2 separate regions of the Mus musculus genome follow, and region 1 is linked to region 2. The links are chromatin contacts, found by Hi-C or POLR2A ChIA-PET in ENCODE. All regions are on one chromosome and are shown on one strand. The core of a region is the stretch at or near the end of the contact, and the rest is flanking DNA. Distances in the headings are between cores, read along the strand shown. Region 1 holds the start of Fam126b (family with sequence similarity 126, member B). Region 2 holds the start of Stradb (STE20-related kinase adaptor beta).

Region 1 (6,652 bases), core at 608-3,107, 390 kb before region 2:
TTAGTTCTCTCAAACAGAGTGGGCTGGTTACATAAGAGAGACACAGAAACACACATGCTCTCTCTTAAATCAAACTACCTAAAGGCAAATATTTGTTTTCAATATGTAAACACCGTATTTTTTGTATGTAAAGCACTATAGAATTTCACCTAAAGCAAAATGTAAGCTTTCTTTGTGACCAAAATACCATTATTCTTGTAAAAAGATAAAAGACAAGCAATAAAACACCAGTATCATTTAAATTTTTTTATTTAAAGCACTGACAAATACCTCAGTGTGCTGGACATTTCAAAACAAATACTAATGACCCATTTCTACTCAAACAATATTTTGAGAGAAAAATTCTAGCTTTATATGTATATGCATAAATGTTTATGTATATGTATGTTTATGTTATGTATATGTATAAATATTTATGTATAAATGATCAATAGTAGAAAAAGATTACATCTTAGAAAGTTTTTCTAACATGTAGTTAAATAACAAGCCCAGAAAGACAATATACTTCCTGGATACATTTGTCCTCATCGTCTAACTTGACGGCAGCATCTCAGGCCTCTTACATTTTAATAATTTATAGTGCTACTTTTTAAAGATATTTTTCCAATGAGTTATAAAAGTGCCCTTCCACAATATTCGCCGACAGGGATTTGTTTAGGACTGTATTTCACCATTCAAACCGTGGATTTAAAAGACTTTTCAAAACAAAATAGTTTTAAATTTGTACATAAATTTTATCTATGTCCATGACATTCAACGAACTTATTTTTTTAAGCCTAAGGCATAACTCACAACTAGCTTCCTAGACTTAACAAGGGAAATCACTTAAAAGTTGACACTCCTCTGCTAAGATTCCCAACTTATTTTCACAGTCCTTAACACTGGGGGCGAGTTGTCTACCAATTTACTGTTCATTTTCTAATCTACATTTATCTTCGTCTATAGATTTAAAAGGCTCTCCACTTTTCTGAAGGTTAAAGCCGCAAAGCAAATTCCTGTACTACAAAACACGAATCTGACAACATTCCTCTAAAGCTAACATCGTGTTGTCTCGCAACCAAAGTCCATATTTGGGATAAGCGCTTCGTGACTACTCTTGCCTTCACGCTGTCCTCCTCCTACAGACCCTGCCTCGGTAGAGAGAACGCTGGAGCCAACAAGAACAAAGTGCTCAGATACATCAATGGGTTGCAGAGCTCTTCTTCTACCAGGGTCAGTCGAGTTACTTGGAAAAATAACTGCCATGGGTTACATAATGTACAACCACCAATTTCTAGAGCTGACCACCAATAAATATCTTTCTTCTCCGCACCTCTCCCCATCCCAGCAAACGGCCCTAAGAACACCTAGGATTTCACGCAGGTGTCTGCAATACCACGTCCTTCTCTTACCTGAGGCTTCTTGCAAGACATCCCTTCAGCCCTCACTACCTGTGTCTTGCTCCCGCCTCCTTCCCGCCTCAGCCCGCGCCACCGACACCCTAACGCCCTTGCTAGGGCCCCAAGTTGCCCCACAACACTCATCCCCAAGCCGCCTCGGCAGACGCCTTCTCCTCACGACCCTCCCGAGCTTGCTCCCAGGTCTGCAGGGCTTCGGATCCAACAGTCCTGCTGCCTTCCCACTTCACCTTCGTCAGCTCCCGACTACGGCGTCCGAAGCCGGAGGAGAAATTCCTCTTCACCCGGCACCGTGCGCCCCCCCCCCCGCAACCCCCCCAAGACAGCACCGCCGCCTACCTGTCACCCCGCAGCCTCAGGCTTCCTACCGCCACCGCCACCGCCACCGCCTCCCGCAGCAGCCTGCCAACTGCAGCATAACAACCAGCCTTCTCATTGAGTGGGCCCACGCGCTTAATAACAACCGCTCTCATTGGCTGCGCTATGACTTTGGCCCGCCTCTCGGTGCTCCGCCTAAAGATTCCGTCCTGGAGCAAGACAAACACGGCTTTATCGTCCTTCTCCTCAATATCTTCTACCTCAAGCAGACTCCAGCTGCAAAGTGTGGGAAATAATCTCTACTTCCAGGCTCCTTCATGTCATCTCTACGTTGTCTGGGAGCCTTGCGCCAGTACCGGAACGTTTACCATCTCCCCCATTTTCCTGTCGTAAGAAACTAGAGGAAACAACGTCCGTTTCCGGTTGTCTCCGGCTGTAAGGTTGAATATTGAGTGTCCCGGGAGGTCAGATTGCTGTCAGGTAATTTAGGGAGCTGGTGGGAGACTTCTGGATTACGCATAATCTAAACTTTATCCAGGGAATGCAGAAGTGGAGAGGGCTGAAGGGATCCGATAAGACCGGGAGAAGATCCGGGATCTAGCTAGGGAGCGCCGCTGCAAGGTTCTTGCTGGGCTGTGTTGAGGCGGATGAAGGATGTCTTGAGAATTACGATGGTTGTTAAATCCCAGAGATGTTTTAAACCGCCGCTACCAGATGCAATGTACTCCTCGCCTCCTGGCTTTTTGGGTTGTATTTGAATAGGGTAAAGAACAGCTCAGACCCGAAAATACTTAAAACTAGAAGAAATAATTGCAACGGTTGCTTCACAAGCTTGTATTTTAAGTACGGTTTCCCAAATATAAGTGTTTACGACACAGTGCTTAAGTGAAAAAGAGCAAGTCACAAAATCAAGACTACTGCATAATCCTAGGATTAAGGATTGGATACTAAAGTAATAGCAGTTCATTTGTATTTTCCCATATTTTAATGGTCATCTCAGTTTTTAAATGAGGGAAATTTGAGATACACCCTTGAAAATCCCTGATAAACTGTAAAATTATATGTAATGGATGTAACATTCTTCTTCCTTAGGGAAAGCAAGTCAACATTTCCCCAGTGCTAGATAGAACAAGCCATCGTTAGTGAAGGTTGATCATCACCAAACTTTTGAGTTCACTTCTGACATAGGCAGATAGCATTTAAATTTTCCATAATTATGTGTTCATTCATGGTTGAATCCTTTTTTTTTTCTGTTCTTAAACGGACAGTTCTAAAGGTGAAATAATTTCCTGTTGTTGAGCCCTCAGTGCAGTAGAACTCGCTCATTCTGTGGAAGAGGAGAGAACCAGTTGGATTAGGTTGCCCTCTGACCTCTGCATGAACATCCACACACACACACACACCACACATGACTTTAAAGAAATACTCTTAAAAATAGGAGCCCAGCATGATGCACAGGCTTGTACTCCTGGCAGTTGGGAGACAGAGACAGAAGGAGTAAGAGTTCAAAGTTTCCCTGGCTACATACCAAGTTTGAGGTGAGACTGAGCTTTGTGAGACTGTCTCAAGTAAATAAACAATATTCTTGTAAGATAGGGGTGGCTCATACCCCAGTGATACAGTAATGTGTGCTTTATTTGGAAAAAAAAATCTAATAAACATATTCAATGTCATGCACATTCAGGAATTTCTCTTAAGAGATAACATCCAGTAGAAATGCAATGGAAGCCATATATGTAAAATTAAAATTTCTAGTAGACAGTAAAAGTAAAAAACAAATTCATCTAACCCAGTATGTTAAACATATTTAAGCCTGAAGCCTGGTGTGGTTGCCTTTAATCCTAGCACTTGGGAGGTAGAGGCAGGTGAGTCTCAGAGTTCAACACTAGTCTAGTATACAGAGCAAGTTCCCGGACAGGGCTACACAGAGAAACCTTCTCTTGAATAAATATGTATATTTATATATACTATTAATGAATTATTCTACATTTCATGCTGTCAAAAATGTATGTACTTTATATATGCAGTATATATGTATATGTGTATATATATATGTGTATATATATATATATATATATATATATATATATATACACACACATATATTGTTTTCATAAATATAAATACTTGGTCTGTATTTGTATTTTTAGGTTGAAAAACTACACTTGAAAAAAGTATTCATACACCCAGATAAGTCCAAATACACTTCAGTATTTTCTTATAATTGATTTAAGAGTTTGCTTTGATACTTGCTACTCTTCCAGAGGACCTTAATTGGGCTCCTAGCACCCACACCAAATGGCTCACAATCACCAACTATTTATTACTTCAGCTTCCAGGAATCTAATACCCCTCTTCTGGCATCCAAGGACACTCCCATGCACATCACACACACACATACCACAAATAAAATCTTTTTAAAAAGAATTTATTTTGAAATTTAAATTAATTAAAATTCCCAGTTCCTTAGCTCTTTAGCCACATTTTAAATGTTAAAAGCTACCAAATGAGACAGCACATATCCAGGAGAGGACTTGGTGGCCATACATATCTGAATGTCCTTTCTCCCACCACCCTTACCTCCGCACCCACCCACCCCCACCTTGATTTTTGAGACAGGGTTTCTCTGTGTAGCTCTGACTGTCCTGGAAGTTGCTCTGTAGACCAGGCTGCCCTCCAGCTCAGAGATCCTCCTGCCTCTGCCTCCTGAGTGCTGGGATTAAAGATGTGCGCCACCACGCCTAGCAAGTGCTCCATTTTCTAGGTCATGCCAGTTTCTTCAGAACATTGGTGCTCAGTTAGTCTTACCACTTAGATATGAAAATGGAAGGCACACCACAGGGTGTTCTCTGCATTCTCCAACTTGCAAGATAGATTTTAGTTCTTGTTATATGAAAGAATAGAAGTCCAGAAGGACTGAGTGATTTTCCTGCATTTCTTAGCTACAAGTATTCATAAAAAGGTAAATTTAAACTCTTCCATCGAACATTCGAGATTTTATTTTTGATTTATACCTATTTTGAAATAATAGTAATTTTTGTTTTACATTTTGAGATGGGTTCACATGATGGTGCCCATTATCAGCCTTAAACTCGTGTGAAGTGGGCCTCCTGCCTTAGCCTCTCAGGTGGCTCTAACTACATGCATGTGTGCCTTCCTTCAGCTAAGGTATAATGTTTAAAAAGAAAACAAAGACTCCTTAGATATATGTTTATTCATCTTTATCTTTTGGAAATAACTATAGAAGAATTTTTTCTAAAATATTGTAATTAGATAAAATATATTGGCTTTATTAAAGAAATTTGTGCAAGAGAAATGAGTATAGAGTTTCATGTTTTCCTTCAAAAACTTACATTGCAAATTAATATTTTGAGTGTTGTTGTCTTAACTTGTATTTCGTGGCTACATTTTAATTTTTCGAATATGGAGATCTTTAACATAATGTTCTGTGATTTAACTTTTGGAGTGGGGGGTGGGCAGTGTTTGATACAGGGTTTCCTCTGTGTAACAGAGCCCTGGAATTCCACCTGTAGACCAGGCTGACAAAGAACTCACAGAGCTTCACCTGCCTCTGCCCCTCAACCGCTGGGTTAAAGGCATGCATCACTATGCCCAGCTGATTTCTTTACATTTTTATAAATTTTAAGTTTTGGTTAATTCATTAGTTACTGTGTTCATTTTTTCCTATATCCTAGTATTACTGTTTAATGAAATGAGCATTTCATATAGTGTCTTCAGCATATACTAATAAATCTTATTTTTCTCTGTTTTGTAAAATCCCATTTTGAAAGATCCTGTCCTACTGTTGGACTCCTCCTATTATTAAGTGGAGATATAATGGTAGAATTTTTTTTGGTTTGGTTTTACTTCTAGAGAGCAATGATTATAGAAATCCAACTGCTACCCTTATATGAGTAATAATATAGCACTATTCATACCCTGGAATTTTAAATTCATAGCAACTTAAATGAGGACTAAGATAAAGTTTATTTTTACACTAGCAAAACAAGCTGCAAAACAACAACCATTCATATTCTATTTACAAAGGTAATTTATTAAGAAGGTGTCTGCAAGTAAAATTTTAAAAAAGAAAGAAAAAAAGGGTGTCCTCAGGTGGAATTGGTCAGTACTTGAGCTAGTACACTCCAGCACGGCGCCTGATTTTTGAGGCCTGTAAGCTAATAGTGTTTGTGCAGTTGAACTTGTACAGCCATTTCCATGCTATGTACAGAATAGTGGTCTTAAGTTCCAGGTAGGCAAACTGCTAACCTCTAAAAAGAGATTTTATTTTTCATCAAAAGACCTATATCATATCTATTTTAGTTATTTAGTATATTTTAGATTTTACCAGTAAATCTTGCTGAAAACACCCCTCCTGTCCTCAATTTTACCTCTTTTGCCCACAAGAACCAAAATATTTATTCTCTGGTTCTTTATAGAAAATGTTCATGTACTCTTGTATATCTAAAATGATTAATATGTATTTTTGAAGAACTAGCTAAAGAAAGATAACAAAACGTCATGTACTCTTTCCTGCATATTCTTGCAGTAAGACTGAGGAGAGGAAACGGTTATCTAGGCATTACTAGGAGGGACTGCAGAAGCCAAAGCACGAGAGGAAAGTACTAATTATGCTGTCCATTAGCTATCTTCTGACCTTCAGAAGGTACTGCTTGGAGTCTCATTGTCTTCATCTATAAAAGGGTTTTTTATTTACTTTTATAAACTTTTTGTACAGTTTTTACTTTTTGTAAAAGCTTTCTAGTTAGATTTTAAGAATGTATCTCTTTTCAAAACATTTCACTTGAAACATAGACATCAAACTTGGCCCTCTGGGTGTCTATAGTCTCTCATCCTCCCTCCCCCTCCCCTCCCCCTGTCCCTGTCCCTCTTCTGTAGACATGGCTGCTGGACATGGACATGAACATGGACATGAA
Region 2 (6,410 bases), core at 3,148-5,647:
CTAAAAACACCAGGAAATCCTCAATCCTATAATAGGTCATGCAGTTTCTTTGAAATTCCCACGTCCTCTCTCAAGTCTTCAAATCCAAACCCTAACCAGCTCAAAAGCCCCTTTTCCATTAAGTCCTCCCAGGAGCCTCAAAGTCAGCAGTCCCTCCTGCCATTCTGTTTGTCTGCTTTTAAAATAAACCTTTTAAAGGCCCCTTTAACAGTTACTCCTCATCCCCTCAGATGAACTGTCCGTTCCTTACAGCACGCACACTCTTTTCAATCTCTCCCCGCTTTCCCTCACACTTGGTAGAAGATCTTAATTTTTTGTATATGGCAGTAGCAGAGTGTACAGTTAAGAATACAGATAACGAAGATAGAATAGTTGATTTTGAATCTTAGCTTGGCTCTTCATTAGTTGTGTGCCCTTGGAAAAACTACTTAACCTATCTTTCTATATATTTATGAATTCAGAATGGAGGTTAACAGTACATATTTCATAGGCAGCCAGAGGAAGGGAATGCAAGAGTGTAAATACTATAAAAGAGTCCTAAAGATAAAAGATACCTTTAAAAATCACTTCATAGGGTAGCAAACTACTGAATATGTTGTGATAGTTGTGTAAAGCTTTACAATCTATGCAGGCAAAGGTAAAAAAAATTAACCATAAAGCCAAAGTTTAAGTCAAAATAGATACATGGAAATTCTAAGTCAGCTGGCCTAAGGTGGGCTATGACTTTTAAAACAAATTTCTGCTATATTTGTTTATTTGCTGTGTGTATGTGCATGTCCATGCCAAGGCACACAGGTGATGCCAGAGGACAAACATCCAGGGACTATGAAGGCAACAGGTGCCTTTACCCCCACATGGAGCTGGGCCTTGTATTTTGAGAATTTAAGTTCCTCATAATGAGCAGCCCCTGAACTGGTGTTGCCTCTTCAGTATTTCTCCCACTGCCACAGCCTTTCTAAAATGCACATGTAATGTTTCCCCACTGCTACCAAATCCTCCATTTTATCCCTTCAGTTTAAAGCTCCTTGGATCTCACACAAAGCCGTCCTTATCTTTCCAGCTCCGGCTCCAGCCCTCAAAGCTCACGGTGAAACCTGAATCACCGAGTCACATCTCAAAGGCTTTTTGTACACCATGCCCTTCGCCTGTGACACCTGTTTATTATTTACTGGGGCTACAAGGACAAAGTACCAGAGCCTGGGCAGGTTAAATAACATTCTCTCCTAGTTGAGGGAGTTGGAAGTCCAAAATGAAGGTACTGAAAGGTCTGTTTTCTCCTGAGGCCTGTCTTCTTGGCCTTGGTGATAACTTTTACTTGACTCTCCCTATGCAGGTGTAGTGTGTGTTCAGAAGCCCGACACAAATACAGATATGTTTTCAGGCAACGAGGGTTAGGTTGGGCTACCACCTAAGAATTTGGAAAACATGATTCAGCCCTTTACAGCGCTTATACCTCTGCCTTGCCCAAGCCTTTCCTTCTGCCCCCAATCTGTTCCAAGCCTCTGAACAGCGCTGTCATAGTGCTCAATACACTAACGGAACTCTGGCTTCTCTTCTCTAGGACACACTTCTTAACAGTGAAGATTATCCTTATCATCTAGGACAGCAACCTACAGAAAATACTTAACAGACATTTGATGAGAAGCAGAGGGAAGAACATGGACCTTAAAGTACAGATCCAAATCCCAGCTCTATTGTTCCCCAAAGAGGTAGGGAAGTCACTTAATGTTGAGTTTCCATCTATATAAAGAGTTGCAATAGTGCACAACTGAATTAGAGTAAAACTACTCAGGTTTTGTTGCCAAGTTAAGTGCTTAGATGTTGAAGTAAAGGTTGGATCCTGGCTGGTTTGACAGCCACTGCTATCACTCAGTAATTACATCATTTTGAGTACATTTAATATGCTGCTTTAGTTGCCAATCTGTTAAAAGCAAACAAACAAACCAACAACAACTACCTCAGGCGCTATAATGGCCATGATAACTAGGTAAAATGTTCAGCTGGGTGTGCAACACACTGTATTATTCCTATGCTTCCTATTATTGATATTATAAGAACAGGTCTGAACAGACGTGACTAGATGCTCCATGTGACTGTCACGTCAATGACTCAGGTTTCTTTCCAAGTAAGTAGGATAACTTAATGAGGTTCAAAAGCTGGTCCAGGGCCAGCAATGTGGCTGAGAGACAAAGGTGCATGCCACCAAGACTGACACCCTGCGTCCTCAGGACACACATAGTAGGAAGAGAAAACCCAATCCTACAAGTGGTCTTCTGATTTCCACATGCATTCATGCAGGCGTGCTCCCAGGCACACACACACAGCAACAAACAAACAAACAAACGTAATTTTAAAAACGATACAGTCATGGAAGCACACAACTTTAATCTCAGCACGCAAGAAACAGAGGCAGGCAGATTTCTGTGAGCTCCAGGTCAGCCTGAGCTACATAGTGAAATTGTCTCAAAAAAGTAAAACAAACAAACAAAAAAAAAACCAACAAATCCAAAACAAAAAAAGGAATCATACAGATGATATAAATGAGCTGTAGACAAGAAGAAAATGAGCAAGAACTACAGTGCTACCATCCCCCATCCCTCATGTTGGCTCTAATATAGTCTGGGCAGTGAAGTAAAAACATTAAAAGGCCAATTTCCATAGTCTTTATGACTATGAATGTTAAACATTCATAGGGAAGAATAACAATGCTTTGTGACTATGGATGTTAAGCATCTGCAGTGAAGAATAATAACCATAGAACCATAAAACCCGAGAACTGGAAAGCACCTTTGTGATATAAGTCCAATCCTATCATTTTTTTTTTTAAGACATAAAGGCATCCAGGTGGATTTGGAATGAGCTCTTAGTGTGTTAATGAGCAGTTCTATGAGGGATGAGACTAGCAGACAAGAGTGTACAATTTGTTCAGAGGGCTAAAGTGGGAGTTACGGATGCATTCATAGTCAAGGAATGATGGAGCGAGTACTAGCAAACTATGAAAATTCTTCTTAACCATTCTTTTAACCTGGTTCATAACTTTGAGGCAAAGCAGGTATGGGTGTAAATCTCGACTTGATACAGAAAGTCTCCAGTGCAACTAGTGAGCAATGTGCGTGGTTAGGTGAACCGTGTACATCATCACATCAGTAAAAATGGGTATGGGTAAGAGCACTGTCTTTCACATAGGTATGTATGTGCTGGTTAAACATCTGAGGCTTGCCAGATACTACCTAATTTTAAAAATAGAAAGCTGGAGAGTGGCCGAGATGATAAAGTGCCTTTAATTTTGCCCTTTCCCACCACCAAATGTCCTTCACAATTCGTTTTCAAGTGTCACCACCATTAATATGCTATTTGGAGCTCACTGTAGCTCAGACTTTTAACAGGACAGCAAAGATTTGAAAGGTCACAAACATTTTTACTAAGGTAGAGCAAGAACTCTGAGTCTAGCTCATTTTGTTCAGTGGTCCTTACATAAGCTAAGTGAATTTCCAGCGAAATATTACCATCTTTCCTGATGCAGAAAAAGATGCATAAGCAGGTAATTGACTTCACTGCCATAATTGTGATTTAAAAAAAAAAAAAAGTGTCTGGGACTCAGAAGTGCTGGCACTGGAAAACACAACTGCCAATATTCATTCTTTTTGCTTCAACCAAAAGTCTTTCTGTCTGTCTGTCTTCCTTATTTCTTTTAAAAAGACATGTGGCGTTTGGTTCCAAATCAATTACAAATAAAAGCCCAATAAAGAAAGAGCTCTTTCTAGTGTCCTTTCCTCCCATTTGCATCACAGATGGCCACCGAGAGCTTAAGGTTTAACGTCCAGACACTAAAGCCACTCATCCTAAAACGACAGAGCTCCAGATGGACTCTGTCTGGCAAAGGATGGGAAGCTGCCAATCTTCAGAGGTGCAGATAGGGTGAATCCCGGAGGCTACCGCCCAGTTCCCATCAGTTTGCACCCACACTTGGGAAACATCCCTTTCCCATCTCGGGGCGGAATCCTTCCGTGAGTGACCTCTGGGGACCAGAGGGACGCGGGACAGGAAGGCTTCTCTGCCTTTGAGAGAAGTTGACAAGGGCAAGTTCGAATCGCACGCGGGAGCTTACTCACGGGAATGGCCCGGCGTCCTCGCTCTTCCGCCCACACTCGCTCAGGAAGAAGCCCCTAATGCGCGGCAGCCTGAGAGCAGCATCTGAAGCAGCCGCCGCCGCCACCGAGCTAACCCCCCCGGGCGTGGCAGGAACTGGCAGGCGCTCTCACATCATCACCGGGCGACCTTGGAGCTGCAGTGACGCCGGTTCAATGGCAGCCCCCACCCAGCTAGGGAAGCTAAAAAGGAGACCCACTCTCCCAACAGGCTTTGCGGCCCTAGCGCAAAGCCTTCTGGGAACTGTAGTTTGCTTTCCGTCCCGCCTACAGCTCGAGGGCCCCGCCTCCTCACTCCAGAGCTAGAAGCTGGAGGCGCGGTGGGGCGGAGCGGCGGGCCCCGACCCCGCTGGGGTGGGGCGAATCCCGTCCCGGCCGGTTGCCCCGGGCTAGGGCAGAAGTCCAGGCCGACCGGCCTTCTCCAGGCCGTGCTGCACTTCTGTGCCTTGAGGCTCACCCTGGAAGCCGGCCTAGTGTTTTCGCCTCGCCCCTTCGCGAGGCAGGTCCCGGGGCTCGCGCGTGTCGCCTCCCCTCAGCGCCCGCTGTCTGGAGAGTCGCTGGCCTTGGTCACCGCCTAGGTAATGAGGGGAGGCAGGCCAGCACGGGATGGTGTGGGGACCCGGGGAGCGACAGGGAACGCAGGTCGGTAGGTGCACAGCGGAAGGCTACAAGGCCAGTCCTCGCCTCCGCTCCTTACCGGAGTTGACACGGCCGGCCGAGCAGCCGCTGGAGTCTGCGGGACGCCGGCTCCCGCTCTCTGTCTCTGTGCCAGCGCACGGGGGGGCCGGGGCTCCCGGGTGCCCAGCAGCGGTGCCAGGTGCAGGAACCCAGCTACCGCCGCCCCGCTCCCCCAGCTCTTACCTTTGGTAGCGCACACAGGCCTGGCGACTTCCCAAGCTGAAGACACTCTGGCCCCAGACCTGTCTGCTCAGAGACGTCGAAGGGACCTTTTTCCAAATTAAATGTCCAGGCTTCGTTTTGTCTTCAGTGTTTACATTTGATGTCTTGTTTTCCCCTCGTGGGTTTGTTATGTCAAATACCTTTCCTCCAAACTTGATCATGATTTGTGACAGCACCTGCATAGCACAGTGCTTGGCACTCCGTAAATATTTGTTGAAACCATGAGTCATGATACTAAGTTTGGAAAATTGGATTAAGCTGTGTGCTTCGCTATGATCTTTGTTAAGGTTTTATGAGATTTCAAGATCACCTTGAGAATTACTGTAATTTTGAAGCCTAACAAAGAGTATTGGTAGGTTTTTTGTTTTTGTCGGCATTTCCTGTAACAGTAGACCATTGAATACCTCGATTAACGCAAAACCCAAGTCTTGTAAATACATAGCCCCTCTGGTGTCCATTTAAAGTGTTAACCTTTCAAATGAAAGGCCTGGGTATGACTTCTATATTATGCAACAAATTAGATTATTTATAAAGCTTTATTGTGGTTAGCTTTTTAGGTACAATTGCAAGGGACTACACTGAAGTACTCATCATTATGTTTAGGAATACAGGTTTCTTAAATATATATATATATATATATATATACATATACATATATATATATACACATATATATATACATACACACACACACATATATATATACATATATATGCACACATTTATGAGTAAATACATACACACATATTTTAAAGATGGGGTCTCACTATGTTGGTATCCCTAGATGGCTTAGAACTCACAAAGATCAGCCTGCGTCTGCCTCTGCCTCCTGAATGCTGGAATTAAAGGCATGTTCCACCAAGCCTCAGCAAGCTTCTTTATTTTTTTACTTTATAATTTACTTTTAAGGATTTATAATCTTAGCATAGTAGCAAAAACTAACAGCAGATCTTTCATTCAACTCCTTTGCCATGTGCAGCTGCTGCCCTGACCTCAAAATGTCTTGAAAAATTATCTGTTAATAGTGTGGTATGCTGAAGGTAAAACTTCTGAGATTAAACCACCCCACTGGTAGTAACAGTTCTAGAAGACTGTGACCTGACTTTTTTCAAATTGTTTTGTTGTTTAAAACAACAAACCCAATAACAACGTGCTGTAAAGCAGATACAGAATCATGGTAACCACAAATTAATCACCAGACCGCCTCAGGTAAAGTCAGCAGCAGGTCAGGGCCTGGTGTTAATTACTTGTGTGTGTGTGTGTGTGTGTGTGTGTGTGTGTGTGTGTGTGTTGGGGGGGGGTGTCTTTCGGGCTCACCAGCTCCCATCCCACAGTGGCTATTCATTAAGTGTGTTAATACAG

What was found. Hi-C counts contacts between places; a loop is a spot of excess contacts on that map. ChIA-PET counts read pairs that join two places held with the same protein, here RNA polymerase II (POLR2A).
Region 1: a loop to region 2 is called in a map of heart, with 2.4 times the contacts of the local background. The contact joins the promoter of Fam126b here to the promoter of Stradb in region 2. A Hi-C loop is called at or near these places in 1 of 37 maps with a recorded cell type or tissue (heart). POLR2A ChIA-PET finds 5 or more read pairs at or near these places in 1 of 5 experiments (embryonic stem cell).

The regions. Positions count from the first base shown.
Region 1 is chr1:58,584,476-58,591,127 of GRCm38, forward strand. Fam126b (family with sequence similarity 126, member B) reads right to left here and starts at 1,858. Exons shown (of 13, transcript NM_001310598.1): 1 at 1,737-1,858. It overlaps Ndufb3 (NADH:ubiquinone oxidoreductase subunit B3), which reads left to right and starts at 1,922. Exons shown (of 3, transcript NM_025597.3): 1 at 1,922-2,195; 2 at 6,615-6,652. The coding sequence starts at 6,617.
Region 2 is chr1:58,969,125-58,975,534 of GRCm38, forward strand. Stradb (STE20-related kinase adaptor beta) reads left to right here and starts at 4,398. Exons shown (of 12, transcript NM_172656.6): 1 at 4,398-4,726. It overlaps Trak2 (trafficking protein, kinesin binding 2), which reads right to left and starts at 4,358. Exons shown (of 16, transcript NM_172406.3): 1 at 4,113-4,358.